Regions from separate parts of the Homo sapiens genome. Here regions 2, 3, 4, 5, 6 and 7 are each linked to region 1. A link is a loop called in an ENCODE intact Hi-C map of the cell type or tissue named here. Cell type or tissue: heart left ventricle. All regions are shown on one strand.

Region 1 (4,000 bases):
TCTGCGCCAGGCGTCCTGCTAACGTGTCCTGGAGGGACTCTCAGTTCCTCCCGCCCGCATCCTGCGCGGGAACCGTGGAAGGGGGCAAAATCCACCCACTGGAGGGGAGGCAGGAGGGTGCGGGGGGGCGTGTGGGCCGTCTACCTAGGTCCAGCAGCCAGGCTGCTGAGGAGTACCCCCGCCAAAGGCTTTTCGGGGTTCTCTCCAGCAGACGGGGGCAGCCTAAGGCCTCCATAAAATCTCCCCGAAGCAGCCTATGAACTTGCCAAAGGCAGGGGTTCTGTGGTTTCATTTCTTGCCAGGTCCTGGGCTGGACCCTGGAGACGGAGTTCATCATCAGCAAATCCTCTTTGGGTGGGGAGTTGAATGAATTAATGAGTGATTAGCAGGGCACTAGGGCCCAGGAGTAAGCCCAGAATTGAGATCACAGGCTGAAGATTTAAAAGCTTCATAGCTCAAGAGAAACGCTCTGTTAAGGCTGAAGGAGAATAAATCATTCCTCTTTTTCCCCAACCCATCCCCTTGTCTACACTACTTTTCTTTTGAAAGATTCAGGAGCTGGATGGAGAAAATTGCTAACAAAGAAAATGGGACCTTCAGAATATTAATAATGTCCCTGTTTGTTGAGCACACACACACCATGTGCCACGCTCTGGGTTAAACATTTACCTCATTTCATGGCCGGAACAACTCTGAGATCCATAATGTTGCCCCCATTTTGCAAATGAATAAACTGAGAATCAGTGGTGGTAAGTAACTGAAATGTTAGGAATTAACAAAAAGTGACATATTCAGGAACAGAACCAAAGTTTGAACTCTCAAGAAAGAGTTGCCTGTAGTGTATGTCTGTCTGCCTGTCTTGCTTAAAAGTATCTCAAACAACTGGTAAGCTGCACTAGACAGGGATCTTCCATTCTGTTCTTTGCTGTCTCCCTATATCCTCCTCAGTTCCTAGCCTGGTCCACAGTAGACACTCAATAAACATTTAAGTGAGTGAGTGACTGGGGATAGTAGGACCCCATTATACTAGAAACTGCGCTGTCCCAACCTGGGTTTGAATCCAGCTTCCCCTCTTCCTAGCTGTGTAGCTTTAAACTTTTTAATTGTTTTTCATATTCATTTTGTATTAAACAAAAACCACGAGTACAGTAAAAATTAAAACAATAAAGGTAGTGAAAGCCCACCACCCTTGACCTAACTGCAGCTTCCAATCCAGATCTCTCCCCAGAGGTAACCACTGTTTTTTAAAATTTTGCTGTGTCTCCTTCTAGTCCTCTTTCTATTATATAAAGATAATTAAAAATATATAGCTTTATTTGGGTTATGGCTGTGTTTTGATATGAAGGACTGCACTGTACACATTGTTCTGCACCTGCTTTGTGGGAAATTCCACAGCATGCCTGGGAGGTCCCTCATTATTTATAATGGCTCCCCAAGAGTGCATGAAGCATGATTTGTTTTGCCATCCCCTGTTAGGGCTAGACATTGAAGGTTTTTTTGTTTGTTTGTTTTTTTCCATGAGTTTACCAATAGCGCTCCAATGAACACCTTTGCACACGCCTTTTTGTGAACATGGGCAATTTCATGAATGTGAGGATAAACTCTCAGAAGTGGAATTGCTGGGCTGAATAGCATATATGTTCATTGTAATTGCCAAGTTGTCATCCAAAAATGGGGCTATTGATAACATACCCCTGATGGAGGGAGGTATGGGAAGTTATGCTGAAATAACACATTTTATTCAGGCTAGGTACCTAGTAGTCTCGGTAAACAATTACAAAAATAACTGCCAATGACCATTTCCCCGCTAGCCATTTCCAGCTGCTGATCTGATCCAGCCCTGGCTTCGTTGCCTGGAGCCTGGATTTAGTAATGAAAACTGGCCAGCAGAAAGGACCCAGCGGGTGCGTTCCAGGTGCTCCCCCTGGTGGGGAAATGTCCCTGGACAGTAAGGAAATCCCCTGTCTTTGTACACTCTAAATCAAATCACATCCCCTCCCAGCTCAGCACCTTGAAAGACCTCCTCTCTTATAATCCAATCCAGACAGGGTTTACTGGATGATCAGGTGCCCACCTAACTTTCTGGCAGTACCTGGTGCCCCTCTCCTCTTTCTTTGCTCTGCTGCAACCACCTTGCCTTCTCTGGTTTCTCAGGCATGCCCTTTCCATCCTGTTCACTCTTTCTCAGAGATTCCCCACCCTCCAATCTCATTCTTTAACACTCAATTCTTATGCCACCACCTCAGAGAACTCTTTGTTGAACACTCTGTCTAAAGGGCCAGGCCACCTCTCTCCTCTCCACACACTCTCCTTACTCTTTGTTGCATCACCCTACGTCTTTCCACCATTAACAAGACATTAACCCAGACATTGCCAAATGTGGTAGAGACAAGTGTCACGAAGACAGAGACCATATCTGTCTTACGTATGCTATTTGTCTCCCAGTGCCTGCCACAGCACCTGGCAGTAGAAAGTGCTCAACATTTGTTACGTGAATGGATGAATTAATTAATAAATGATACCAACAAGCTGGAGTAGAATTGAAATTGAAGGCTAGCAGCAGGTGAGGCAGGACATACCTCCTGGGGTTTTTGTTTCCTGCCCTTCATATGCCCTTTCGTGATCAATATAATAATTTTTTCCTGGGGTAGCCTTTAGTCAGAGGCATTATCCTGAGTGCCCTGGAATAGTGAAAAGAAGATAGAGGAGCTTTCCACAACTTTACTTCCATAATCTTCACCAAACTCTGCAAGGTAGAACCTTTTATTTGCTGGATGAGTAAACTGAGGCTCAAAGGTAAAGTAGCATGTCCAGCTAGTGTTGGGCTCAAAGAATGGGAGTACCTGGTGAGGGGAAGGTTAGAAAACAGTCTCTTCCTCTAGTCCAAAAGGACATATAGTCTGAAAGGAAGTTCAATCTCATGCTTGTGCAATGGTGGTACTTCTCAGTGGAGAAATGTATACTGGCTAAAATTCAGTGGCAGGCTCATCTATTCAGCATACCTTTAAAGATCATCTACTTTGTGCCAAGCCCTTCAGGGTTGATTAAGGGGGTAATTTCAGCCTTCAAAAGCCTTACAACCAGGACATGTAACAGATCATTGTTCTGTAGGATGTCAAGTGATATATTTGGAGTATGTACAGGCAAGGCTATCACATATGGCCAAATTGTGCATAACTCAAATCTGGGTGTTGCCCTTCAGAATGACTGTGATGTCAATGGTACTCTCCAGAGTTATGCAGTGTACAACCTGAGCAAGCATACGTGGCTACCAGTGGGAATGGGATAAGTCATCTGGATTTAGGTGCACAATCTGACAAGTGAGAAGAGAATAGAAAAGAGATCTCAGAGGAGCATCAGTATGTAGCGTTCTGTGAGAGAAGAAAAAGCTTAGAACCAAGGCATTAGAGAAGTCAACAGAACAGGGACCAAGATGGAGGTGAGGCCAGCAGTGCCAGAGGCTGCACACAGTCAATCTCCCAAATGACTGTGGCAACAAGGAGTATGTTGTTCACCTTGGCAGGAGTGGTGAGACTGAGAGTCAGCTTTTTGATGGCTGAGTAATGAATGGGACATGGGACACAGTGTGCATGTTCAAATCTTTCTGGAAGTTGGGCTGTGAAAGGAGAGAGGGAGCAAGGGTTGTAAGGATATTCAGGACTAGGGAGAGCTTTGTCTTGTTGTAGGTTTTTCAGATGGGAGCCTGGAGCATGTCTAAACATTGTTGAGAAGAAGCAGTGGCAAAAAAAAAAAAAGTTGAAAATACATTAGAGAATGTTTTCACTAGCATAATTCATATAGGAAGGTTGCAGAAGAAGTGGGATTCATAGTAGGCAAGGATTCCAAATGATAGCTAGTCAGGATTCCAGAAGGCTTCATGGAGGTGGCATGCCTTAGTCCTGGGCAAAAGGGGCCCCTGCCCTAAGCCTAATGCTTTAAAGAGCCCTCCCTGGAAACCTCTCCACAGTGTGATAAGGAACTGTGAAGGAACCAAGGGAAA
Region 2 (4,000 bases), 110 kb before region 1:
TAGGAGCCTGCCGCTGTGAGTGCCTTCATGGGATTTCAAAAAAAATTTCCTGTTCTTGGTTTAATTTATGAAAGCTTTATATACCTAATTACAATCTCATTGAAAGCTTTTTCCATATGGCCTGTTTAATTTAAAGTTTTGATGAGGAGTTACAGGAAAAATAAGACGTAATGAAAGGATTGAGCCAGGGAAACATCCCTAATTCCCACATTCATTAGCATGTTTTGCATTTTGTGAGCACTCTGCATGTGTCTTTATTTTCCCAGGGCCAAACCATACAGAAACAGAAGGGCTACCAGAGAAAAGCGAAGAGTGGGTGGTATGCTGGAGCAAGCAGAGAGACTCCCACCAAGGGAGAGAAACTCAGGTTAGCGAGATCTCCACATTTTCAATAACGAATAACAAAGCCTGTTCCAATGGATCATTTAAGAGCCATGTTAGCTGAAAGAGATTTTTTTACCCATGGTTTTTGAAACACCAATCACCTATTAAATGGCTGAGTGCTTTTGTTGCTCAATATCAAATATTTTGGAATATTTTTTCATTGTCAAAAGTTGCAGTTTGTTCCTTTCTTCCCAAAAGTTTGTTGTTTAAAAAAATAAAAAACTTTGCCTCGCCAAAGGCAGAAGGATTGCATGTAAATCTTCCATTTAGCAGTTCAGGGGACTTCATTCCTCAGTGTGCTTCTTTTAAAGAGAACAAAGCACCTTTTCGCTTCTGCACTTACTGCTTCATTTGTTCTTGCTCTTTGCTTGTGCTAAAACTGAAGCTCAGACAAGTTAAGTGATGACTGTTTGACCTTGACTCCAGGAGGCTGTCATCTATATCCATTCTCCCTTCCCAGGGGCGGTCTCTTTGGGATCACTTCTAATACCCACTCTCTGGGAATCACGGGAGCTCCGGGGCTGAATACGTGTAACAGAGATTTTTCCATTGTATGTTTCACATTCACCTAAAGCACAGAATGCCTGAAAGCAAAGACAGTGCTCTCCTTTGTGAGACACTTCAAATGGGAGAGTCAGAGGACCTAACGATTGAGCCTCACCTGAGGAGGTGATGTGTAAATGCGAGGGAGTGGTTTGGGACACAGGTGAAGAAAGAATGAAAATCAAGAAACAATTTAAAGTGGAGACGAGGTACGTTGGGGAGCTCATGTAGAATAGCCCCAGTCTCCCGAGATGAGGTAAGTAGAAGGTGTGAGGATGGCGAGGAAATGAATGTGAGTTTGAGTTAAACACGTTTGGGCTGGTCACTGCAGCTGATGTATGGCAACTGGTCAAAAGAATTGCCACACAGCCTGGCTTCCCAGCGCCCTCTCCTCTAGTGTTTGGCTGCCCAGGAGCCACAGCACAAGGAGGTAGCAAGGTCGCTAAAGCACATGTTCAGCAAGCTTGACCATGAGTTCTAGACTAGAAAAGAGGCAAATAAATAAATAAAAGGCAAGAAAGAAGCCAACTGACAACAAGGGAGAAGTTTTAGAGGCTAAAGCCATAAATGAGGTAAGCCATGGCAGGAGGGCTCTGAATACCCACTTTCTTTCCTGAAACACCTTCCTGTACCAATCATCACCATACGTCCTTATGAGTTTTGACTACCCCGAACACGCTCTTCTCTTCCTTCCCTTCTACTTAAATGCCCTTCCCATCCTTTAAGTTTCAACTCAAGTCCTACTCACTCCATGAGGTTCTCCTACTTGTTTTTAGATTTTCTGCACTCCTTCTCTGAACTCCTTCAGAACATTTTTCTAGGACACTTAAATTATTTCAGAATTATAGTCTTATGTTGTATCCTTTGTATAGATCTCATTTACCTGTGAGAATGCAACCTCTCTAAGGATAAGAACTGGGCTTCCCTAACATGGTCAAACGCTACTTTAACCCAAACATGCTTAACTTTTTTAAGTGTTGGTTAGTTATCCAGTAAATAAATGACATTACTACCATAAACTTATTTTGAGACTATTTGGTGAACTTTGTCAGATTTTTGATGTTTGAGAATTTGCAATATGCGTCCCAGTCACCCATGAAATGTTTAAAATATCTGTCAAATAATTCTTATTTCCAATATTATCTCTATAAACCATTTGCCCCTAATAAAATATTCATGGGAGCAGGGATCCCAAGCATTCATTTGCACAGTTATTAAACTATGACAGAATCAAAAGAACCAAGATTTTCTTCAGATGTTTTACATTTTCTTGGATTAAAAAATTGAATAAATTTGTATTATCTTTTAATACGGTGACCAGCATCTTGCAATAAATAAATACTATGTGTTAGGTTATGATGAAGAAAAATTAGTGTATTGTACAGAGGGAATTTCTTCATGGACCATAATGGCCGCCAAGAGGTCAACTCTGCCTCTAAGGAGCTGGTGGCCTTTCTCCCTCCGTTTCCCTGTGCGATGATGCAAGGGAGGACTTGCAGCTTCACAGTGCAGAGCAGTTGGAGCCCTGAGCCGTCCCGTTGCACCGCCGCTCTGTGGCCTTCCGCTAGTGGGCGCCGCTGAGCGGACTTCGGCGCTTCTGCCTCAGCACTCCAGAGCCCCACAGCCTGCGTCAATTTCCAATCCTGACTGACGCATGTGGGGCTGAAATGGCCAGGATTGTGAAAGTCGGTGGAATAATTCGATTCCATCAGCTATTCTAAAGGTCTGCCCTGGCCCTCTGGTTTTGAGTCATGCCCACACTAGAAGTTTGCAGTTTTGCCACCATGGCCTGTTGCCATTGAAACAAAGTTCATCCTTGGTGGAAAATGCTGATCTTCATAGAGCACTGCTGTCTTTTTTATTAGGATGGTTAATCCCTTCCTACATGTTCAGGGCGGGTACGGGCCTCCCTGGGCTTCTGGACTAATTTTCACACGCAAAAGCTTAGAGATGACTTGGGTGGTAGAAGTTCAGAGCGGGGAGAAAGCTTAGGAATCGTTCTAGTCAAATCCTCTTCTTTTACAGAAGAAAGTCCAGTCCAGAAAGAAGGGATTGGTCCCGTAGCCATCCAGCCCCTCAGTGACTTAGGCAGGGTTGAAACTCGTAGATAACTGACAGGCAGAGGTAGCACCAAAAAGGGACCCTCAACCAGAGGTTCCCAGCACCTTTCATTACCTTAACTGTGCTCTGGGAGCCTTCAGTGCTGTGGATGGGGTGTGGATTGCAGCCTGCCTTAGTCTGCTTTTGTGTAAGCCTTTATTGGCTGCTCAGTATGGGTCAAGCAGTGGACGAAGCTCTCATAGCATGTATGTCTCACTTAATCCGAGGCCGTGCCATCTGGTGCTACAGAGACAGGATCTGGAGCCAGCAGACCTGGACTCAAGTCCCAGCTCCACTTCTCAAGAGCCACAAGGATTTGGGCAAGTAACATCCCCTTCCCACACCTCCCTTTCCTCTGCTGAAATTGGAGACCATAGTAGAATCTCCCATTGGGTGAGATAAAGCATATAAACCACTTAGCACAGAACCTGCCTGATAGGAAGTACCTCAGGAATGTTAGCTTTTGTTTTTTTTATCAGTCTTACGCACTAGTTGTCTTCATGTTGATATTCATAGGAGCCAGCTAAATGTTCTATTTCACATCTATTATGTAAATGTACTATTAAAAGTGTATGCAGCTATAGATGTGTTAGTAACTGCATCGTAATCACCTCTATACAAATAATGTTTTTGTGAGATGAATGCATAAACCAAAATATTTTACAAATTATTTGTAAAAAAAAAAGTCTATGATATTCTTCAAAAACAGATTATTTTCTCGTGATGACTCTCTTTGCCTCCAAATTTTAAAGTGTGGGCCAGGCGCAGTGGCTCACACCTGTAATCCCAGCATTTTGGGACGCTGAGGTGGGTGGATCACTTGAGGCCAGGAGTTCGAGACCAGCCTGGCCAACATGGTGAAACCTCATCTCTATTAAAAATACAAAAATTATCTGGGTGTGGTGGCGGGTACCTGTAATCCCAGCTACTCTGGAGGCTGAGGCAGGAGAATTGTTTGAACCCAGGGAGTGGA
Region 3 (4,000 bases), 50 kb after region 1:
ATAATGTTTTTGACTGTATAGATATTTAGTGATCCCTCTGATTTTCCATAGTCTTTGAGGTCTAGGTAATTTCTTAGACCTTCGGAAGGCTGCTGGTGTGGTACTAAAATCTCCATTCCTCTCTTCTATGTTATCTCTTCCAACTTTAGACCTAAACTGAGCTCAAATAGCAAGTTGGAGAGGCTGGAGTTGCTGGCTGATTTGATCAGTATGTGGACACATAACTTAGGAAGCAAAACTGTTGGCTATGAGATTACATATGTGATTATGAAAAGGAATCTTGTAATCACAAATTCTTCTGACGTATGTACAGTGACTGCAAAACAGCAAATAATTTGTTTTGGGAAGGATTTTATTGGCTGTTTGAAGTGAGGAGTATCTCTACTATACAAAATATTTAAACCAAATTGTTATGTCCTATAATGTTCAACAAAGCACTCTGCAAACATCAGTTCTGGAAAAAAAAAAAACGTATCCTCCAAGGCAGGATTATATGCACTTCTGGGAGTTGTAAACCCATGCAGGCTCCAGAAATATTTGCCTTCCAAGGGCTGGAAACTTCTGAATTAACAACAAATAATCAGTGAGTGTGACAAAGAGTTAAAGTACACAGACTTTACTTTCTCAAAGTTTATGATGTAGTAAAGAAGTTTAAGATGGAGACCTGAAATTGCAAACTGGTGGCCAGTAGGCTAAATCGGGACCATGGATTTGTTTTGTTTGGCTTGCATGTAGTTGGCCTCCAGAATGTCTAACAGAGTGAGAGGAAGGGAGCGGGGTGGGGGGCGGGCAGGAGACAGGCAAAGAGAGAGAAAAATAGAAAGAAGTTGCTAAACAGATATAATTGAGATTTTCACATAAAAATCTAAATTTCCAGCTTTGCTTGAAAAATCAGAATATCTGCCAACACTGGGTCCTTATTCCCACATTTCCCTATGGTAACAGTTGGCTGGAATGAAATAGCAGTGACCCCTTTGGTCTCTGGAACTAGACACTCACTCTCTGGTCTCTTCCCCCACTTCCCCTTCACTCCTTTACTAGCCCTCTGTCACCATTTCAGATGGCCACCCCTAATGCAGAGACTTCTGGACATTTATTTAGTTTCTTCTCCACAGAAATAAACTTCTAGAGCCTGGAGCAAAATAGTGGCTGCGCCATTTGTGTGTCAGATGAGATGACCCTGGCTCGGGCCATGGAGGTGGCAATTGAGGTGTGAGAAATGGTCAGATTTAGGATAAATTTTGAAGAAAGAGTCAGTAGAATTTCTGATGGATTGGATTAGGGTGTCAAAGAGCATTCCAAAATGACCCCGATTTTGATTTTTACTTATTTTAAAAAGAAAACCTATAATAGAACATTGGAGAGCCAGTATTGACCTTTTCAAATAAAAACAAAATTATTCAAAAGCTTTTTCTTACTAGTACTATTCAAATCGGGTACCCTATGTGGTACCAATATTATATTCTAGGAAATACTGACGGTTTTGGAAATTTGGAGGAAAAAGCATCGAGAAGAGCTCCAATTACTTAGAAAAGAGAGTCCAGGAGATGGGGTGGTGTATATAAGCCTATGGATGGTGTCTCTGCAACTCAGTGGCCCCGCCTGTCCAGGGGCTGGGTCCCCACGGGATCTCCCTCCCCACAAGGAGGTGGAGAGGCTATGTGTCTTGAACAACTGGGGTTGCGATCCAGTGTATGGGCAGTCCCACTCCTGGAACTCCAGGGTGGGCACTCGCTCCATTTCCACAGGCCCTCAAGGGTTCCAGGATTGCCCCGTGGGAGGGGTTTTAGTGCTGCATCTAGTAAGAAGCTGTAAGATGCTCAGAAACATGTTTTGAAGCTACTTTGCACAGAAAGAAGACTCTTCATTCAGATTTGTATTACAGATCAATAAAAGTAGCTAAGTCGTATCTGAAGATGTTTTTGTTTACACTTTGTATGTGACAGAAAACCTCCAGTTGTCTGTGTCAAGGACAATTACTTAATTTTATTACAATGTATACTGATTTGGTTAGTGGAAGCTTCTAGCGCCTACTGTGGTGGTGGTGGGAGCTATCTGATTCCCATTCCCAGGCCTGGCCATCGACGCGAAGGCCTCCAGCTGATCGGAAGTCGGCGTTGGCCGGCGCGGAGCCCGGCGCGGAGGCTTCTTTCAGCCGCCCGGGCAAGACACCCCTCCCTCGGTCCCGCAGCGGTCACTCCGCCTCTGGCGCGCATGCGCCGACCCCAGCGGGCGTCCTCCCGGGCTCCCTCTCCCTCCCTCCCTCATCCGGGTCCTGGGCGAGCGGGCGCCGTGCGCGTGTCCCGCGGCCGAGCTGCTAATAAAGTTGCAGCGAGGAGAAGCGCAGCGACGGCGTCGGGAGAGCGCGCCTAGCCGGCTCGCGAGTGAGTGAGGGTCCCCGGCGCGCGCGGGCGAGGGGAACTGGGGGCTGCAGGCTCTGCCCCGGCGGACTCGGGCCGAGGCGGGGGCGTTCGGCCGCGGACGGAGCGGAAACGACCCAGGGCCTGTCGGGCGGGAGGTAGGCCGAGTCCTGGCCTGCCGGGGTCCCGGCTGGCGGACACGGTGCGGCCCAGCGGCTGCGGAGGCCTCGCTGGCTGCCCGGGGCGTCCTGAGGCGGGGCCGGGGCTGGCCCTCGTCCCAGCCCCGCTGTTACCGCCCAGACTTTGGAGGGAGGCGTCTGGGACGCCCTGGAGGGGACCCCCTGACCCCGCGCTGTCCTGGGGAGCGGTTTGCTTTCCTAACTCATCGGATGTACCACCCTGGATACACACCCTTGATAGGACTGCGGTGCTCGGCCGGGCAGCCTGGGCTGCTGCACTGCGAAGCTGTCCAATGGCTTGATGAATCCGTGCCGCCGTCGCTTTGTGTTTCAAAGATAAGGATCCGCGCTTATCGGTGGGAATTACACTCTGGGCAGTTGTGACCGGCTACTGCAATCAGCTGGTAGTTAGACCTGGTTTCTGCCACTTGCCATGTCAGTTTTCACCACTGCAAGGATTTCTTCTACTTCATGTAAACTTCTCTGTGCTGCAAAGAGAATGCCAAAGCAGCGTCTTTTTGCCTTCACCATATTCAGCCGCTGGCCGGGTCCTATACTTCAATATCAGGGCTCAAATTAATATTCCAGTCTCTTCCCCTCCCCTTTTCCCCTCTCCTCCTTTCAGCTGCTGTTACTACGTGGAGTTTGGAGCCTAAGCTTTGAAAACTCCCATGTGGCGCGCCCGTCTTAAGTCTGAGCATGCTCAGTAGCCAAAACAGATTTTTGGTTGCAGAACTCGGGCGAGGATACTTGGGGTATTTGGACGTTTGCCGGCTTCCCAACAGAATGTTCCGGTTCTGGTGGTGATGGCATTGGAGAATGGGGCTTAGGCAAGCCTGTAGGTGAGGAATGGCTGAACACCCTGAGCCAGATGTTTATCTTGATTGTAAAGACAATGTTTCCTGACCAGCTGGAGCTTTGGGGGGGGGGGGGGGGTGTTGCGGGGGGAGGGAGCAATTTTGGTTGCTTGTGCATTTAAATGGGTGTGGCGCTAAGTATATCTTGTTTACCTTATCTTTCTGTGGAAAAGTTTTGATGTCTAGGTTTGTCACATCATGCCTGTTGCCTAGCACTACCAAAAGGGTTGTTATCTAGCAGCAAAGATTGAATAGGTGGAGGTCGTGGCTTGGCCTCACAGAAGTTGAGAGGAAAGGGTACTTGGGTTGCGTTTTTGAAAATTCGTATTTAAAACTAGAGTACTTGAATTTCCTTAGAGTACCTGAATTGCCCAGAGTGAATTAGTTTTTAATTTTAATTTGAAAGACAAAAGATTGAAAACCTTAGTCCCAGTAGGTTTAGTAACATTCCAAATAGCTTACAATTTCTGCTAGATGCCAATGCAGTAGTATCCATTGTGGGGAAAACAGTACCTACATTCAGTGTGACAGTTTCACATTTATGGATCCAAATATCATTATGAAATTAGTGTTCCAAATTTAAGGAGCTATTTGCAGATGTATA
Region 4 (4,000 bases), 140 kb before region 1:
GTAAGGCTTCTCATATCTACCTATGTGTTCCTCCCTCTCAGAGCAGTATTGCTACATTAGTAATTACTCCATAAATGCTAGTGGAGCTGATTTTACTGGTTAAAAAAAATAAAACCAATTTCTTGAGGACGGGGATGGTACTACAATTACAGATAATACAATTTATACTTTAAGATTTCAGGAGGATACAGAAGCATCATATAATACAGGACTTAAAACCTGATTAGGGGCCAGGTGTGGTGGCTCACGCCTGTAATTCCAGCACTTTGGGAGGCCGAGGCAGGTGGATCACAAGGTCAGGAGTTTGAGACCAGCCTGGCCAATATGGTGAAACCCCGTTCTACTAAAAATACAAAAATTAGCGTGGGTTGGTGGTGGTCGCCTGTAGTTCCAGCTACTTGGGAGGCTGAGGCAGGAGAATTGCTTGAACCCAGGAGACGGAGGTTGCAGTGAGCCGGGATCATGCCACTGCATTCCAGCCTGGGCAACAGAGCAAGACTCCATCTCATAACAAAACAAAACAAAACAAAATGAAACAAAACCTGATTAGGATAACAGGACAAACAAAAGAAATAGCTTAACAGAGATGGAGTTGGGGATCAGAGCAGTGGTGGACATTCTGAAGGGATAAGCCTCTGGTCTCACCTGGGATCACTCTACCATGATATATTCTAGGAGGAGTTGGGAGTATACATACCCGAATGGTTAGGTGATAGAATGCCAGTGGAGTTTGCACTGAGGATAATGAAGCAAAACAGAGGGACTAGAGAAGGGAGGTTGGGGGTGAGTTTCTCCCCATTGTCGACTAGTATGGAGAGATGATGAGTACCATTGGCCTCTTCTACATAGAATAAGAAGGTGCTGCTCTAAATTGTGCTTTTTAGTGGCCCAGTAGTTGAACCTAGTGAACTAAGCACTATAATGAATCTTAGAGCAAAACTCAGAGTAAATCTAAGTTCATGAACTCATGTAAATTACCTTGATTGGCCTGACTTACTGGGTAAGTAAATGGAAGAGTAAAACATTCCTACAACAGCCAAAAATAAGACAAGAACTTATAGAGTATTTTAAATGTTTTATCTAATGAAAATGTCTCTACTTTGGAAGTCTATGAAAAGTACTGTTTACTTAAAACTAGTGGATTCTAGATAAAGGATTTGACATTAAGTGGGTTTCAAACTTTAGTCTTTGGAGAATATTTTAGTTCTGTAAGCAAACTTTTTCATGTTAAAAGTGTTTACATTTGTTAGATGATTCTGGAGAAGTTTGGATAATTTTGTGGGCAAAAATTTGGTAAATGGAGAGAATGGGGGAAAGGTCTTACTGTAGGTTGTGCTGAAGAAACACAAAAATAGGATGCTCATATTTTTTGTTTTTCCTTCCTTGTGATCCTTGCTGGCCTCATTTGTATTGTACCAAATATGGGAGAGGTGAGTCAGGAAGCAAGCCTATTTTTCATGGGTATTATTATTAATAACATGTCACAGAGGCAACAGGTATGTGATTACTGTAATATGCCACTGAGTGTGATAAATGTCAAATGGATGCAAGGATTCTTCCTTTTGTAGCCTGGCCTCTTAAATTGGCCACTTACCTCCTTCTTTTTCTTCTATTAAATTTATCTCTTGCAGATAATTCAAAACATTTTCAAAGTAAATATTGGTTTTATTCACATTATTAATGTGTAGCTATCAAACCTGACAGAATAATATCACAATTTTTGAAGTGTATATTATCATCATGGTTACTAATGAAAAGTAAGTTTCTCCATACTGTTACCCCTTTGCCATTCAAACCTTTGTAACATTTTTATGCTTAAGTCAAACGTTTTGACATCCAAACCTAAAAGACAAGGGGGAAAATAACACGGATTTGTTGTTGCACTAGAGGGCGCTGTATTCCAGTTCTTCCTGAGAAATAAGTCCTTTGGTCCAAAGTTTGCATTTCCATTGAGCAGATGTGAGAAGGCTGAGGGGAAGGCAATGTCCCTGCTCTACCTTGAGGAATTTCTCCATTCCAGGTCATGAGTCTGGTTTTTAAAACAATATCCATATCCACCTGTGTTTTGCCTCCTAAATAATCAGAAGGATGATTATTTGGAAAACTAAGCTTATATTTTATTGTGCAAATATTTCAGAGTTTCTTTTAAAATTGCCTTTAAGAGCTGATGTGCTATTTCCTTTTTGTGTGTCCTCAGTGGTGTACAGCATTTATTTTTTGAAAGCCAAATTTCTGGAAACAACCTAAAGTTATTTGGTACCAAGGAGATGCATATTCAAATCAGACAGTGCTAGATATAGTTTGCCATTGAAAGTAATAGCAAAAACCGTGATTACTTTTGCACCAACCTAATAGATATAAGAAGGTGCTAAATGTGTGACATAGATTCTCAATTACCTGAGAGTCATCATGATAACTCTTTCTTCCTGGCCACCCACTGCAAGTCCTGTTGCTTCTGTGACATGTTATTCATAATAATAAATACCCATGAAATCACCTCCCAACTGCAAAACTACAGCACTGATAGTAACTTATATCTTTCTGTGTGGTTCTCTCTATCTAGTTATGAGTTAACTAGAGTTCATTATTTTCTTGCTCGCCTTCGTATATGATTTTGTTATATAAAAAGGAAATTGTATTTTAACTGTTTTAATGTTATAAAAAGAATTATCATCCATTATGTAATCTTCTGGACTTTTTAAAACTTAAAATTATATTGCCATGATTCATTCAGGTCATTATGTTTAGCTGAAGTTCATTTATTGTGACTGCTGTTGACTATTACATTCTATAACTTTGAGATTATTTATTGGATTTCACTGTTGATGGGCATTTAGGTCACTGAAGGTTTTGCTATGAAAAATAGTGATATCATGAACATTCTCATACATATGCCCTGATACACAAATGCAGCCATTTCTCTAACAATAAACTTCAGTTAATTATGTTTTCCTCTAACAATCTACACATAAGAATATAATCATTCTGCTGGCATTTTCTGCATTCCGAACAAATTTAAGCAGAAATTCATGAAGTTTCCAGAATGATTAGTTCAATGTATTCATTTCTTACCAACTGGCTAAACTCTAAGGAGCCAGAATTATTTCTGGTCCTTTGGACATTTGTATGGTCTTGTTTCCTCATAGTACCTGTTGTCAATATAACTAAGACAGAATAACATAGATATAATACAATGATGTGTAGAAATAAGTAGCTGTAATATGCATATGGCTAGATGAAGTTGACAGGCCCAATTCCATGAGACACTTCAGATAAAGGTAGGCCTCATTCTCACTCTAGTCCTTCCTGTAGTGCAGCCTCACTGTTTTCTTGGGATATGTTTTCTTGGACTGCCATCATTCATAATCATGTGGGTGAGTGGATGGAAATACCAGCAAATCCTTTATTATCCATGAAAGCAGCTCTCTCTCCAACCAATATGATAAACCTAAGGATATTGCTGAGAGTCTACTACCTAAACTCAACTTATTCATTGAATATGTATTAAATGTATACTAAATCTAGCATTATAAACCACTCACTGTTCTTGTACCATAGAAACACTTTCAGGCTTTTTCTTATTTTCAAGCAGAAAGGTTGCTAGTTTTAGAGGTGTCAAAAATGCAGCCTGGCCCAGCGTAAGTTCTCTTGTTTATTTATCTTAGATCTTCGGGACTGAGAAATCTAAAAAATAAAACCACTCAGATTCCATAGGTGACAGATCAAAGAGCCCGAAGCAACCAGTTCACATGAACATCAGAGTGACAATGAGTTAAAATCAAAATGTTTTCTTTCTTGCATTTATCATGTTTCTATTTAAACTCAAATTTCCTTTTTTTAATTAAAAAATTTTTGTGGGTACATAGGTGTATTTGTTTATGAGGTACGTGAGATGTTTTGATACAGGCATGCAATGTGTAATAATCATGTCATGGAAAATGGGGTATCCATCCCTTCATGCATTTTTCCTTTGTGAACACAAATTTCTTGAAGAGAAGGG
Region 5 (4,000 bases), 130 kb after region 1:
TACATTAGAGTTGTAGACAGAATGATGGCAAGTGTGCAGAGCTGCAGGGGACAGATGGGTGCCTCTGGCGGCATGCACATCTTGAGGAGTGTTAGTGAACTTTCCAGGGAGGACTGGGTCCTTTTTTCTCCCCATCTGCCCTTGGGTCTCTCTCAGGTTCCATTCCTCACCCTGCTGTTTGGCTTCTTCAAGCGCTGCTTCCCCTGCCTGGCTAATTTAGCATGGGCCCAAGAGATGGGGCAAGTGAGGGAGACTGGTAGTGCCTGGAAGATGACTGAGCCCTTTTCCCTGCTTCAGGCTGCTGATCTCTGCCAGCCCTCAGTTCCAGGCCTCTCCAACAGCTCTCCACCAAAAAGGGGCTCTCTTCTGCCCTTCCCCATAGCCATCTGACAGCCATGAATTCATTCCTGGACTACCTTTACCTCCTAGACATGGCATTAAAACCCTAATGGATGGTACTAGTTTTCTTTCCCAGTTTTTAATTACTCAGTGAGACTGGTTTTCCTTTATCTCTATAAGGAGTAGATCTGAGACTTAGGTTTGATAGGAAAAGTGTGCCCCATGGTTTGAAAATGGGGTTGCTAACTGCCTTTGGCTGAAGGCAGATAGAGAAATTGAAGAATGCATCTCAGAAGTATTGATTAGCATTCTGATAAAGATAAATGAGGGATCTGAAAGGCAGTCTTCCAGAAGTGTTAGCAATTTGTCCCCTGGATGAATCAATTGCTCTTCCTACAAAGCACTTAAGCCTCCCTTTTCAGAGTCTGGGTTTAAAAAGGGAGCCACACTGGATGCATGTGGCTCTGTCCCTAGCACTTGGCAAGGGGCTTAGTACATAGCTGCTGAGTAAAGTCATTCCTCATTTGTGGACTTGCCGGGGGCGTGTAGATGAGTGCTTGCAAAAAGCTACAGGTGTTCTCTCCAGAACAATGCACCCATTGCAAAGACAAGCACACAGCCTGAAGGGCACCTTAGGACTTGCAGGCTCTTTGAAATCCATCCATGGTCCTCTATGGATCCTCCTCCTGGGCCAGAGTTTATGTCTGTCAAGTGCCCCTGCATATGCAGTATGCCCAGTACCTGTCAAATGCCTGTTTCTGTCTTGCTTGAATACTAGGTGGTGGTGCAGATTGGGTTGGGAAGGCCCAGGCATGGAGCCATGTCTCATCTTCTGCTGCCTATCTTGGCGGCCAGGAGCCCAACAAATGTTGACTTTTTCTTTTTTTCAGCAGTTGGGAAGATGTGGCAAAACAGGACTTATATTCCTTATGGCAACGATGGGCTGAGCTGAGTGTCTGCAGCCTGCTTTAGGCAGGGCACGGCTGTGCAGTCTGTCATCGTCCCTCGTCACTCCCATCAATGCTGGCACCAACCTCACTTCTATTTATCGCCTCATCTGATCGGCTGTTTCTTATAGCAGAGTTAAGTAAAAAAAATGTTTGCCCCTGAAGACAAAGACGTATGTCTTGAAACACAAGCTCCCTCTTTCTACATATACATACATATATACATTTACACATACACACATGCATATATATATATATATATAATTATTATATATTTATCTTCCCCCCTCTAGAACGTCTGCAAGGCATGTGAATTTGTAACCATCACCCTCCTCACAGGGTTGCTGTGAGGATCCGGTGGACTGATGCATGCAAAGCCCCGAGCACAGTGCCTGGTACACGGCAAAAGCTGAATACTTCTGGCCAGCCCTAGGAATATTTCCTTGGGAGCAGAGGGCTCTTCTGGAAGCTTCTGGAAGATGAATGGCATCTTCGCACACCTGCTCCGAACAGGCATTGTTTGGGACTCAGCGCCCTCTGGTGGCTGCTCTCCCCACTCACACTTAGCCTCTTCCTTGGTTGGGGGGACACTTTGAGGCCTCATTCCTGCCCCTCCCCTTCCTTTCACATGGAGGAAAGTTCTAGAATGGGGTGGGAGAAAACTTTCCACTTGTTCTGCATTTCCTTTACCTCCTTCCTGACCTTAGGTCTGGGCACAGGAGGAGGGGCTTGGAGGTGGAGGCTGGAGCTTCTGGGGGTCCTGGCTGCATGACTCTAAGGAGGGTGGTGCCTTCGTCCCCACCCAACCCCCACCGCATCGGCCCATTCTCCTCCCGAAGCATCCCTGGGCCACAGGTTCCCAAGGCCACCTCCAGACTGGGCCCGCGAGTGGGGCGGCCCTGGTAGCGTATCCACAGAAGTTATTATGAGGTAATTTTATTTCTTTCCATTTTAGGTAAAAATAGTAAATACAAGATAATCTTAATAAAGGTAAAAATACATCATTTGGATTTTGTTGTTGTTTTCTAAACAGTGCTACCTACAGTACAGTTTTCAATTTAGGATTTTTAAACTTTTTTTTTATATAAACAAATAGAACTATTTTGCTATTAGGCTGTGTTCTCATCTGGCACTTAAGAATAGATCACAGGTCACCTCCTGGTTCTGTTTGGATGTGTTGGGGGTGGCAGGGAGGGAGTGAGAAGGAGTTTGTGGGTTGAGGTGTTTGTCTTCCCAGGACACAGCCAGAGCTGCAGTCCCACCTGCAGTGGGAGGGCACAGGTGTGCACCCAAGATGGCCTTTTCCTGCTCTGGCCACAGGGATGGGTTTCACTGTGGCTGGACCAAAGGTCTCACACTCGTCAGGGGGCTGTTCCTCCCCTCCTCCCATGGTAGCTTTTCTTACCCAACCACCTAGATTCACAGCAGTTCTGGGTCTAGGCAGGCCAGCGGGCTGGAGATGTCAGTCATGCTGCAAGAGACTGAGCCAGGAGATCCCCTTCGTGTCCTAGAGGAGTGGGCTGGGGACCCCTCCCCACCAAGGATGGGGGCGAGGGCATCCAACCTGGCCTTGGAATGCTGGTAGAAGTCACAGACGCCGATGTGGGCTGCTAAATGTCTTTGCCCTTGTTCACCCTCAGGTGGTCTTTGTTTAAGTTCTTTCCAAACTTCTCGCTGAGTTGTTGAATCAGGTCTGCCAGCTCACCAGTAGCTTGAGATTTTTCCTCAAGAAGCTCATAGCGCAGGCTGGAGATATCTTGCTTGATTTCCTTCAGCTCGCCTGCAAGGACAGAGGAGATTTTGCTGAGTCTGAGTAGGTGGAAGCTCGGGGCTTGTCCCATGCACATGTGGGCATGTGCATCCTTCCAGTGGAATGTCGGGTCCTGGGCCAGCCCACCAGGGTTGAAGGTGAGGCAAGGGGGGCTCTATTTGAACCCAGAACCACCCAGCTCCCCCACCACTGAAGGACACATCGATCCATAGAAAGCCCTTCTCCTCCCATTCCAGGAAAACCTTTCCCTTAGGGGTTTGAAGGAGGAGTCAAGATCAGGGCTGTGAATTGTGTCTAGCACTTGTTTCATAAAATACTTGTTAGAAAGTTTGTTTCAGAGTCACTAAAGGCAGATTTCAAGACTCTGGAAAACAACCCCATTAACCAGAGCATTGCTTTTGATGATGCTATGTTTTGTTCTGTCATTGTTATTTGTAGGGAGGAGAAACTCCCAGGAGCCTGGAGAGAATGGCTCGGCACAGCAGATGCAGCCGTGGTGGCCATGGAGCTGACCAGCCTCTTGGGAGTGAGCTGGCCACCTGAGCACGGTCCACTCAGCCCACACAAGCAGCAGCACCACCTCGCTGACAGGAGCTTCGTCAATGCCTGCCGCCTCCTCCTTCCATAACGAGGGACCACCTAGCAGGGACTTTCACTTTTATTTCCACAGAGAACCTTGTGGTTAGAAGTCCAATGGGTCTAGGCTGTGGGAATCTTCTTATTAACCACAAACAGATGTCAAAAGGATCTTTCCTAATACTGTAGATACTGCACTTGGCTCGTGTGGGAGTCCACTGTCTGTGGAAACATTACTCGTCTATTTTTCAGGTATGGTCTATACACATAAAAGGCAGAGATCTTAAAGGTACAGTTTGATCCATTTTGACAAATGGATACACCCCCTGTTTTTATCAGATGCTTCACTGAGCCCCCGTTTCATGGT
Region 6 (4,000 bases), 91 kb after region 1:
GGAAATAATTAGGCTTGAGAGTGGGATTGTCATAATGAGATTAGTTCCCTTATAAGAAGAGGAAAAGAAACAGATCTTTCTCTAAGAGCATGCACTGAGGAGGGGCCATATGAGCACACAGTGAGAAAGCAGCTGTCTGCAAGCCAGGAAGCAGGTCCTCACTAGTTACCAAATCTTCTGGCACCTTGATCTTGGACTTCCCAGCCCCCAGACCTGTGAGAAATAAATTTCTGTTGTTTAAGCCACTCAGCCTTACGGTATTTTATAGCCTGAGCAAGCTACGACTATTGCCGATCCTGGTATTTCTATAACTTTTTAAATTGTCATATTCAAGCTGATTTCTAGTGCTTGTTTTCGGATATAGATTCACAGCTAGGAAGGACAGTGAGACTTGTGAAATATCTGAAAATTTTCTTTTTCATGTAATACTTGGGTTGGGTTAAAAGATAAACACATGGACAATCTGAGTTTCTGATATGTATTAAACTCTTTCTGTGTCTGGTTTGTTCACAGATGTTCAGCCTGTTGCCTATGAAGAGCCTAAACATTGGTGTTCAATAGTCTACTATGAATTAAACAATCGTGTTGGAGAAGCTTTTCATGCATCTTCTACTAGTGTGTTAGTAGATGGATTCACAGATCCTTCAAATAACAAAAGTAGATTCTGCTTGGGTTTGTTGTCAAATGTTAATCGTAATTCGACAATTGAAAACACTAGGCGACATATTGGAAAAGGTAATCTTGTCATTTTCCTACATTTAATCGAATTCAATCATTTGTTGTACTTGCCATGAACCATGCATTGTGAAAGGTGCTAGAAACATACAAAGAAGTTTGACACGTGGCCTCTGCCTTAAGTTGCCGATATTGAAGAATGTATTAATCAAATAAAGACATGATGTTCCCTCATTTTTTTGTCCTGCTTAGTGTTTCTTCCCAGTGCTAAGGATCTGAAATCATACTACCACTTTGTTTTTTGAGTGTTACCCTGACTGGAACATAAGCTGTACAGGAACTTGCTTTGTTCACAGCAGTATCCCCAGTAGCTAGAAGAGTGCCTCATTGTAAATACACAACACATATTTATGGAATATTGTGTATGAATGCTGGTGAAGGATTAGAATTTTATAATTAAGGTATTTGTGGAGTATTTTGGGTTGAGATGACTTGTAAGTGTTACCATGATGTGAGAGGAGCGGAATTAGAAATGGGAAATCTAGTGTGAATGATACTCCAGTGGCTTCACCACCACTGCTCCCATCTTTTAAATTTAGGCAATAAGGTTTTATTAATAATTCATCCTGCAGATAGTTGCCATAACAAACCGGGCCCTTTTCATACTGCAATAAAATGTCAAAGTCTCATGCATCAAGTGATCAGGAAGGAAACCCATCCCAGGTAAAGTGTATTGCCTGTTTCTTGAGAAGTTTTGTTTTTACCCCTTGCTGCATTTTGCTTCTTTAACTTGAGGGCATCTTGGTCCAAAATAGGAATAAAAGGTAAATAAATATAATTGTGATAGGATTTCTTATAGAAGTGATTCAAAAAAATCCTGCGGCCAAAAATAAGTTACGAAACAAAGTTTTCATTGTCTTGAGTTTACTGCCAACTTGCCTTAGTTTTTTCAGTGAAGTGCCTCACTTCTAGGCATTGATTTTTTTTTTCTTCCATCACAGTAGAAGTAATTTAAGGGAAATCTATTTTGTGAATTTTGAAATTCTAGAATCAGTTTTTTCTTTTTCCCCAGCATATAGTTCTAGGACCTTTTCTTTCATGGGTTAGTTTTGGGGTGGTGGAGGGATATGTTGGGAAAATACTAGGTGACTAGCTTTAGTTATATAATTTGAATATTTAATGTTAAAACTATTTCCACATATTTATATATTTTTAAAATTTTTATTTTTTTTGCCCTCACATCTTGCAAAGGAACATATATATTTTTAAATATAAAAAAATTTTAAGTAAGATAAATCTGCCATTTCAAAGCTCTTCTTATGACCTGAAATTATATATGTAACTTTGGTTTTTTTTTAGTGTTGCTGTCCTCTTTGTTAGCACAAAGAGTGCAAAAGTCTGTCAAATGACTGTTTATGATAGTTGATAGCACTGAGGATTTATTTGAAAGGACTCATCAAAAGATGATTTGGGGTTTTTTTTTTTTAGCCCTCTCTTTCTCTCATAGAGATGATAAATGATTGTTGGGAAAGGAAAAAGAGAACAACCTAAAAATGGATAACTTAATCTGCTGCCTATTTGAGGCTTCTCTTGTAGATGCAGGCAGACATTAACCTCTTGATTATCTTTGGCAGCAGAAGGCCATCTAGTGGTAACTTCTGTCTAAAGACTGCTGGAAGTTTGCTGTGGATTAATGGGTACTTTTGTTGCACCATACAGTCTATTTGGTTTCATTGTAATGATTCTTTTAGCTGACTCTTGTGATGTTTGTCTTTTTAAGGTGTTCATCTGTACTATGTTGGTGGAGAGGTGTATGCGGAATGCCTCAGTGACAGCAGCATATTTGTACAGAGTAGGAACTGCAACTTTCATCATGGCTTTCATCCCACCACTGTCTGTAAGATTCCCAGCAGCTGCAGCCTCAAAATTTTTAACAATCAGGAGTTTGCTCAGCTTCTGGCTCAATCTGTCAACCATGGGTTTGAGGCAGTATATGAGCTCACCAAAATGTGTACCATTCGGATGAGTTTTGTCAAGGTGAGTTGTGACCTCTAACATAATTTGAGTCACTATAAATGTGTATATTATGACTTTAGGTTATAATTTTTAAAAATTGTTAAATGAAAGTTGATAATTGCTTTTGGCCTGATTTAACAGGTTTTTAAATAAAATTATTGAATTTGTAATTTTAACTACATAATAGATCTAAGATTTCATTTTGTAATCTAGACATTATAAAATGCATGATTGATATTGATTTTGATATTGAATAGGGGCTGAGATTATAAGGAATTTTAGTTAAAAGACTAAATTTCTAGAAAGCATTTGTATTAGTCCATTTTCATGCTGCTAATAGACATACTCAAGACTGGGTAATTTATGAAGAAAAAGAGGTTTAATGAACTCACAGTTCCACGTGGCTGGGGAAGCCTCACAATCATGGCGGAAGGTGAAGGAGGAGCAAAGTCATATCTTACATGGCGGCAGGCAAGAGAGAATGAGAGCCAAATGAAAGGGGAAACCCCTTATAAAACTATCGGATCTTATGAGACTTTATTCACTACTGTGAGAACAGTATGGGGGAAACTGCCCCCATGATTCAGTTATCTCCCACTGGGTCCTTTCCACAACATGTGGGAATTATGGGAGCTACAATTTAAGATGAGATTTGGGTGAGGACACAGCCAAATCATATCAGCATTTAATATTAAAATTGCTATTTGAGTCTCTTAACTTCAACAGTTTTGATTATTATTACTAGATTTCATTAGGGTGACTTGGCAGAATTCTTTAGAATACTAAAATTATTTCATTCCTAGCTAAGTACTGTTATTAAAAGTAATGGCAGAAGCCACAATTACTTTTCCACCAACCTTAATATTAAGGATTTGCAAAGTTCAAAGGAACTTTTCAAGTTTTTCATCTACTCTCTTCACCTGACTGTATTGACATTCCAAAGATTTGTGCTTAAAATCTGAAAAGAATTTTAGTCATGTATTTAAGCAATCTGTACTGTATCTACATATTTAAGCAATCTGTACTGTATCTACATGGTTCTTAAGAATTTAGCACAAGAAGAGCACCTGTCACACGCTGTGCATGGGTTTTTTTCTTTTTGGTATTCAGCCCCAGTCCAGTGTTTTCATGATACTTTGCTGTAGATCTATTGTATACATCAGTTTACTGGTTACCCTGAAGGTATTTCTGCCTTCTTGTACAGTAATGTGACTTTTGCATATTTATTTTAATCTCCACTCCCCAATGTTCTTCACTCCCCTGACCGCCCTCCCTCCCCAACCCAGTTTTCCTGGGCCAAGACTACCAT
Region 7 (4,000 bases), 200 kb before region 1:
CTCACTGGCCTGTGCCCCCCTTCAGAGCCAGGGCTGAGTCTTCCCAATCCTTAGATTCAGCATAGCAGCAAGAATGAACAGGGTTTAGAATAAAGGAAGCATAAATTAATGGGCAAAAATGCAAGCATGACCATGTTAATTGAGAATTGTTTGTAATAATGAAAATTCAGAAAGTTTCTAAATGCCTATCAATAGAAGAGGGGGTTGAACAAACAGCCACTAAAAAGAATGAGATAGATCTCACATATATTGTCATGGAAATATGTCAGCAACATTGTAAGTGCAGAAATGGAGGGGCAGAATAACATATATGATGTTATTCATTTTCATTTTAAAATATATATCGTATATGGGTAATTATATGGGCATTGAAAAACCCTTGAAGGATACACACCAAATTTAATAGTGGCTATTTCTGGGATGTGGGATTGGGAGAAGGCTTTCAGTTCCGAATTTGATGTTGGTGATTTCTTTGTACATCACTATAATGATGGTGATTTGATGATGGTGATTATTGTAATGTTTTAATTTTTTTACAGCACACATATATTGTTTTTATAATTTCTTAAAATAAAAGCACACCTTATTGCAGAGCTAGGGCTCCCTGCTGGATACTTGTTTTCCAGGCTGCGGGCTGGCTCTTCCTCGCTGCCCAGCCTCAGCCCAGCTCTGAGTAACAGCCCCTGCCACACCCCCTCCCCCCGCCCTCCTCCATGCTGGGCAGACAATGCCTCAGCACATCTTCTGCACCTTCACTCCCACTCAGGAGCACCTGGGCTGCAATGAATGAAACTCGGCTTTATTGAAGAAACTCAGCTCCAGCCCAAACAAATCTCATGAGGTAGCCAGATCTGGGAGGGGTCAGCCAGCAATGGATCTGCTTCCTCTTAGATTTTTCTGGAGAGGGCAATCTTGTGGAATAGTTGGGCCAACAGCTTGTGAGTCTTCCTCCATCAACACATTATGGTTCTATTTAACCAAATATATATATATATATATATATATATATATATATATATATATATATATAAAATATATATATGTGTGTGTGTGTGTGTGTGTGTGTGAGAGAGAGAGAGAGAGAGAGAGAGAGAGTGTGTGTGTGTGTGTGTAGTCTGACTGTGGCCAGTGCTGTTACAGGCATTGGGTGACAATGGCAGGGACCCTGCCCTCAGGGAGCTTAGTATCAGGCATTAATTTCTGTTGTCATGGTCAGGAAAGTCTTTAAACAAATGGAATCCTATTTTTAAGAAGGATGAAAACAAAACAGAATTCCAAGCCAAGCACCAGTTTTGGTGTCTGTGCCTTGGAGTTGGGGGGCTTCAGGGTTGGCCAATTTGCCTTACCAGGAAAGATGAAAAGAAGAACAAAAATCATTACCATACAGCAGCAGTCCTCAACAGCAGCCCCTTTCACTCCTGAAAATTATTAAGGACCTCGAAGAACAACTGCTTATATATTTACCAACAATTACTGGAAATTCAAACAGAATTTCAAAAATATTTATCCATTTAGGTATAATAATAAACCCATGACATTTTAACATAAATAACATTCTATGAAAATAACGATTCTTTCTAAACCAATATAATTAACGAGAAGACTTGCGTTTTCCGTTTTTGCGGCGAAGTCTGGCTTAAACAGAGGGCAATTGTGTTCCTCTGTCTGCTTTTGCTTTTAGTCTATGGGTTATCACTTGCATTATAGCCTTTGGGAAACTCCACCGTATGCTTGTGAGAACATAAGATTGAAAAGAGCAGATAACATCTTAGTGTTCTATGAAAGTGGTTTTGACCTCGTGGGTCCTCTTTGAGAACTGCTGCCCTACAGGGGAAAAAATACATATGTGTGTGTGTGTGTGTGTACATATACACACACACACATATATATGTGTGTATATACATATCCCTCGCCCAAAGGCTGATACCCTGCAGAACCACCACTTGGTGGCAGTAGAGGTCAACTAAACCCTCCGCAGGAATCCGCGTCTGGGAGTGCACGATCTTGGCCCTGTGGTGAGAACACCTGGGCCCCGTGACACTTCTTTTCCTGTTTCCTGGGTCTCACCATCTCCCTTGGCGTTGCCCTTTTCCTTCTCTGTGGTGGCAAGAACTTCACATTAGGGAGGCCTTCCCCTTGGGTTCCAGTTTCACGCAGGCCATCAGCCACCTGTGCTCTTGCAGGCAGCAGTGCCCCCTGTGCTCTTGCAGGCAGCAGTGCCCCCTGAGCCATCTGTAAAATGGCCACACTGGTCTCCCTTACCTACTTTGCACAGCTTCCACAAGAATCAAGTGCAAAAGTGTTTTTGTAAACTGTAAAGTGCAAAACATAGGGGTTAGAGGAAGGGGTGGCCTGGTGTGATTTTTCTGGTTTCTGTTCTTTGCCTGCCTTCTTCTCTGAGTCTGGGTTGTTTGCTGTTTCCAGGAGGTGAACACAGGATGACTACAGTGTTCCCTGGGCCTCATCTCTGCATGTGAAGCCCTGAGAGCTGCAGATGTTTGGCCTTTGGACCTCCAAGTGGACATCAATTAGCAAGCGTGGGCTAGGATGGTGCAGACACTGACGTGGCCCTTCTGATGCCTGGGATGCCTCATGAGTCACTGATTCAAGCCCTCCAAGGTTCTGATCCCCAATGCCCACTCTGCTAGGCTGGCATCAAAGAGCTTTCCAAGAAATGTTTGGTCCAGCTGAGAAGTCCTGACCATGAGCACCAGGGAGCCAGAAACCACCCAGAGAAACGTTGCTTCACTCCTCTGTCTGAGGATGGGGAGGGGCCAGTGAGCTCTGGGCTCAGCCACTCCCTCCAGTCTCAAGTAACACGTCCCCGTGCCTCCAGTCTCCTCTCAGCACCGACCAGGTTTTTCCCCGCTCCTGCACCCGTGGATCCTGAGGACAGCGGTAGCGCCTTCCTCACCGCACGCTGAGTCCAGTGCGTGCTCCTCACTGTGCACTTATTAGTGTCTGTTGAGTGATTAAATCACATCCTCAGGTCTGCAGCAAATAAATGAAAGTTTCTTTATTTTTTATTAACTAAATTGAGATTTTTTTCAAGCTGATGACAGAAAAAAATAATTTTGCCATTTCAGGGTAAAACTTCGAAATTCCAAGTTAAATGCCCAGTTCAAGATTTTTTCCTTCTCCACCTTCCCCTGGGGTTGACTTTAGATCTGGGAGGTTTGGGATTTAGGGAGAGGCTTCAGGGTCCTGGGAGGTGCTCTGTCCTACCCTGGTGTTCTTCCTGGCTAGTCCTGGGCATGGCTTTCCCTCCAGGGTGGCTTCTGTATAAGCATCTTCAGTCCCATTTGGTCCCTGTCCCGTGGTCCGAGCCTGACATATGTGCCCATCCCAAGGCCTCTCCAGCCTTACCATCCTCCAAGACACATCAGTGCCCCTCTCTGCCCTGTGTGAAAATCTTTGGTTTCTCCGTTGAAACTATTCAGGGGGCTGCATCAAGCCCAGCTTCCTAGGGCCAGTGGGTGGTCCTCCCTATACCACACCTTAGGTGTGGTGGCAAGAGGCATTCTCTTTTCGTGTCATCTCCCAGGCCATTCAGGGGATACAGCTCATGTGCCCTTCACTCTTGGTTTTCTACCCTCCCCAGGAGTTCTGCCCTCTACCCCGAGGCTCTGCTGGGGGCCAGGCAGAGAGCTCTTCTCCAGGGAACTCAATAGTGTCTGCCATCATCCTCTCCTCTCGGACTTCTCTTCCATAGTCCAAGGAGTTACTTTCTATCCCAGGGCTAGGAAGGTTACCACTGGAAACTCTAAAGCCAAGAATTAACTTCTGTATCAATAACCTCTATACCAATAAGTGCAGAAAATACATCAGACACAGTCCAATCTCATTCATGATAAAAGTGCTCAACAGACTGAGAATAAAAGGGAATTTTCTCAGCCTGATACTGAGCATTTATGAAAAGTCCACAGCTCACATCATATTAATATTTAATCGTGAATGACTGGATCCTTTCCCACTAAAATCAGGAACAAAACAAGAATGT

The links. A loop is a pair of places that touch in the nucleus more often than their neighbours do. Peaks named below come from ENCODE experiments on the same cell type or tissue, not always from the same donor. Only the 100,000 strongest peaks of a DNase experiment are listed, where the experiment ranks them.
Region 2: a loop joins it to region 1, with 2.2 times the contacts of the local background. A loop is called at or near these places in 14 of 110 quality-filtered maps.
Region 3: it touches region 1 in a loop (2.5-fold over the local background); 43 of 110 quality-filtered maps call a loop at or near these places.
Region 4: a loop joins it to region 1, with 13 times the contacts of the local background. A loop is called at or near these places in 73 of 110 quality-filtered maps.
Region 5: it touches region 1 in a loop (4-fold over the local background); 7 of 110 quality-filtered maps call a loop at or near these places.
Region 6: it touches region 1 in a loop (7-fold over the local background); 48 of 110 quality-filtered maps call a loop at or near these places.
Region 7: it touches region 1 in a loop (4-fold over the local background); 50 of 110 quality-filtered maps call a loop at or near these places.

What each region holds. Positions count from the first base shown.
Region 1 is chr5:136,080,712-136,084,711 of GRCh38, forward strand. No RefSeq gene overlaps it. Among named protein-coding and RNA genes, the nearest start is that of SMAD5, 50 kb to the right of the region's middle. In heart left ventricle, a CTCF peak has its summit at 1,937 (motif pointing left); no DNase peak of the experiment used is centred here; H3K4me3 peaks cover 529 bases; H3K27ac peaks cover 1,079 bases.
Region 2 is chr5:135,975,106-135,979,105 of GRCh38, forward strand. No RefSeq gene overlaps it. Among named protein-coding and RNA genes, the nearest start is that of LECT2, 22 kb to the left of the region's middle. RefSeq lists an enhancer at 181-682. In heart left ventricle, a CTCF peak has its summit at 2,495; a DNase peak (open chromatin) is centred at 2,496; H3K27ac peaks cover 295 bases.
Region 3 is chr5:136,130,579-136,134,578 of GRCh38, forward strand. SMAD5 (SMAD family member 5) reads left to right here and starts at 2,267. Exons shown (of 8, transcript NM_005903.7): 1 at 2,267-2,384. It overlaps SMAD5-AS1 (SMAD5 antisense RNA 1), which reads right to left. Exons shown (of 2, transcript NR_026763.1): 1 at 2,772-4,000. RefSeq lists enhancers at 1,531-1,590, 1,621-1,670 and a silencer at 1,981-2,620. In heart left ventricle, no CTCF peak of the experiment used is centred here; DNase peaks (open chromatin) are centred at 2,233, 2,673 and 3,253; H3K4me3 peaks cover 2,513 bases; H3K27ac peaks cover 1,907 bases.
Region 4 is chr5:135,943,271-135,947,270 of GRCh38, forward strand. LECT2 (leukocyte cell derived chemotaxin 2) reads right to left here. Exons shown (of 4, transcript NM_002302.3): 4 at 3,634-4,000. Among named protein-coding and RNA genes, the nearest start is that of LECT2, 9.7 kb to the right of the region's middle. In heart left ventricle, a CTCF peak has its summit at 1,864 (motif pointing right); no DNase peak of the experiment used is centred here.
Region 5 is chr5:136,210,539-136,214,538 of GRCh38, forward strand. TRPC7 (transient receptor potential cation channel subfamily C member 7) reads right to left here. Exons shown (of 12, transcript NM_020389.3): 12 at 2,207-3,066. The coding sequence ends at 2,897. It overlaps TRPC7-AS1 (TRPC7 antisense RNA 1), which reads left to right and starts at 3,510. Exons shown (of 2, transcript NR_046708.1): 1 at 3,510-3,885. In heart left ventricle, CTCF peaks have their summits at 1,833 (motif pointing left) and 2,065; a DNase peak (open chromatin) is centred at 1,813; H3K27me3 peaks cover 2,688 bases.
Region 6 is chr5:136,171,921-136,175,920 of GRCh38, forward strand. SMAD5 (SMAD family member 5) reads left to right here. Exons shown (of 8, transcript NM_005903.7): 6 at 514-735; 7 at 2,456-2,712. Among named protein-coding and RNA genes, the nearest start is that of SMIM32, 19 kb to the right of the region's middle. In heart left ventricle, a CTCF peak has its summit at 2,333 (motif pointing left); no DNase peak of the experiment used is centred here.
Region 7 is chr5:135,885,608-135,889,607 of GRCh38, forward strand. SLC25A48 (solute carrier family 25 member 48) reads left to right here. Exons shown (of 8, transcript NM_001349336.2): 8 at 2,425-3,030. Among named protein-coding and RNA genes, the nearest start is that of IL9, 8.2 kb to the right of the region's middle. In heart left ventricle, CTCF peaks have their summits at 1,937 (motif pointing right) and 2,142; a DNase peak (open chromatin) is centred at 1,984; H3K27me3 peaks cover 1,651 bases.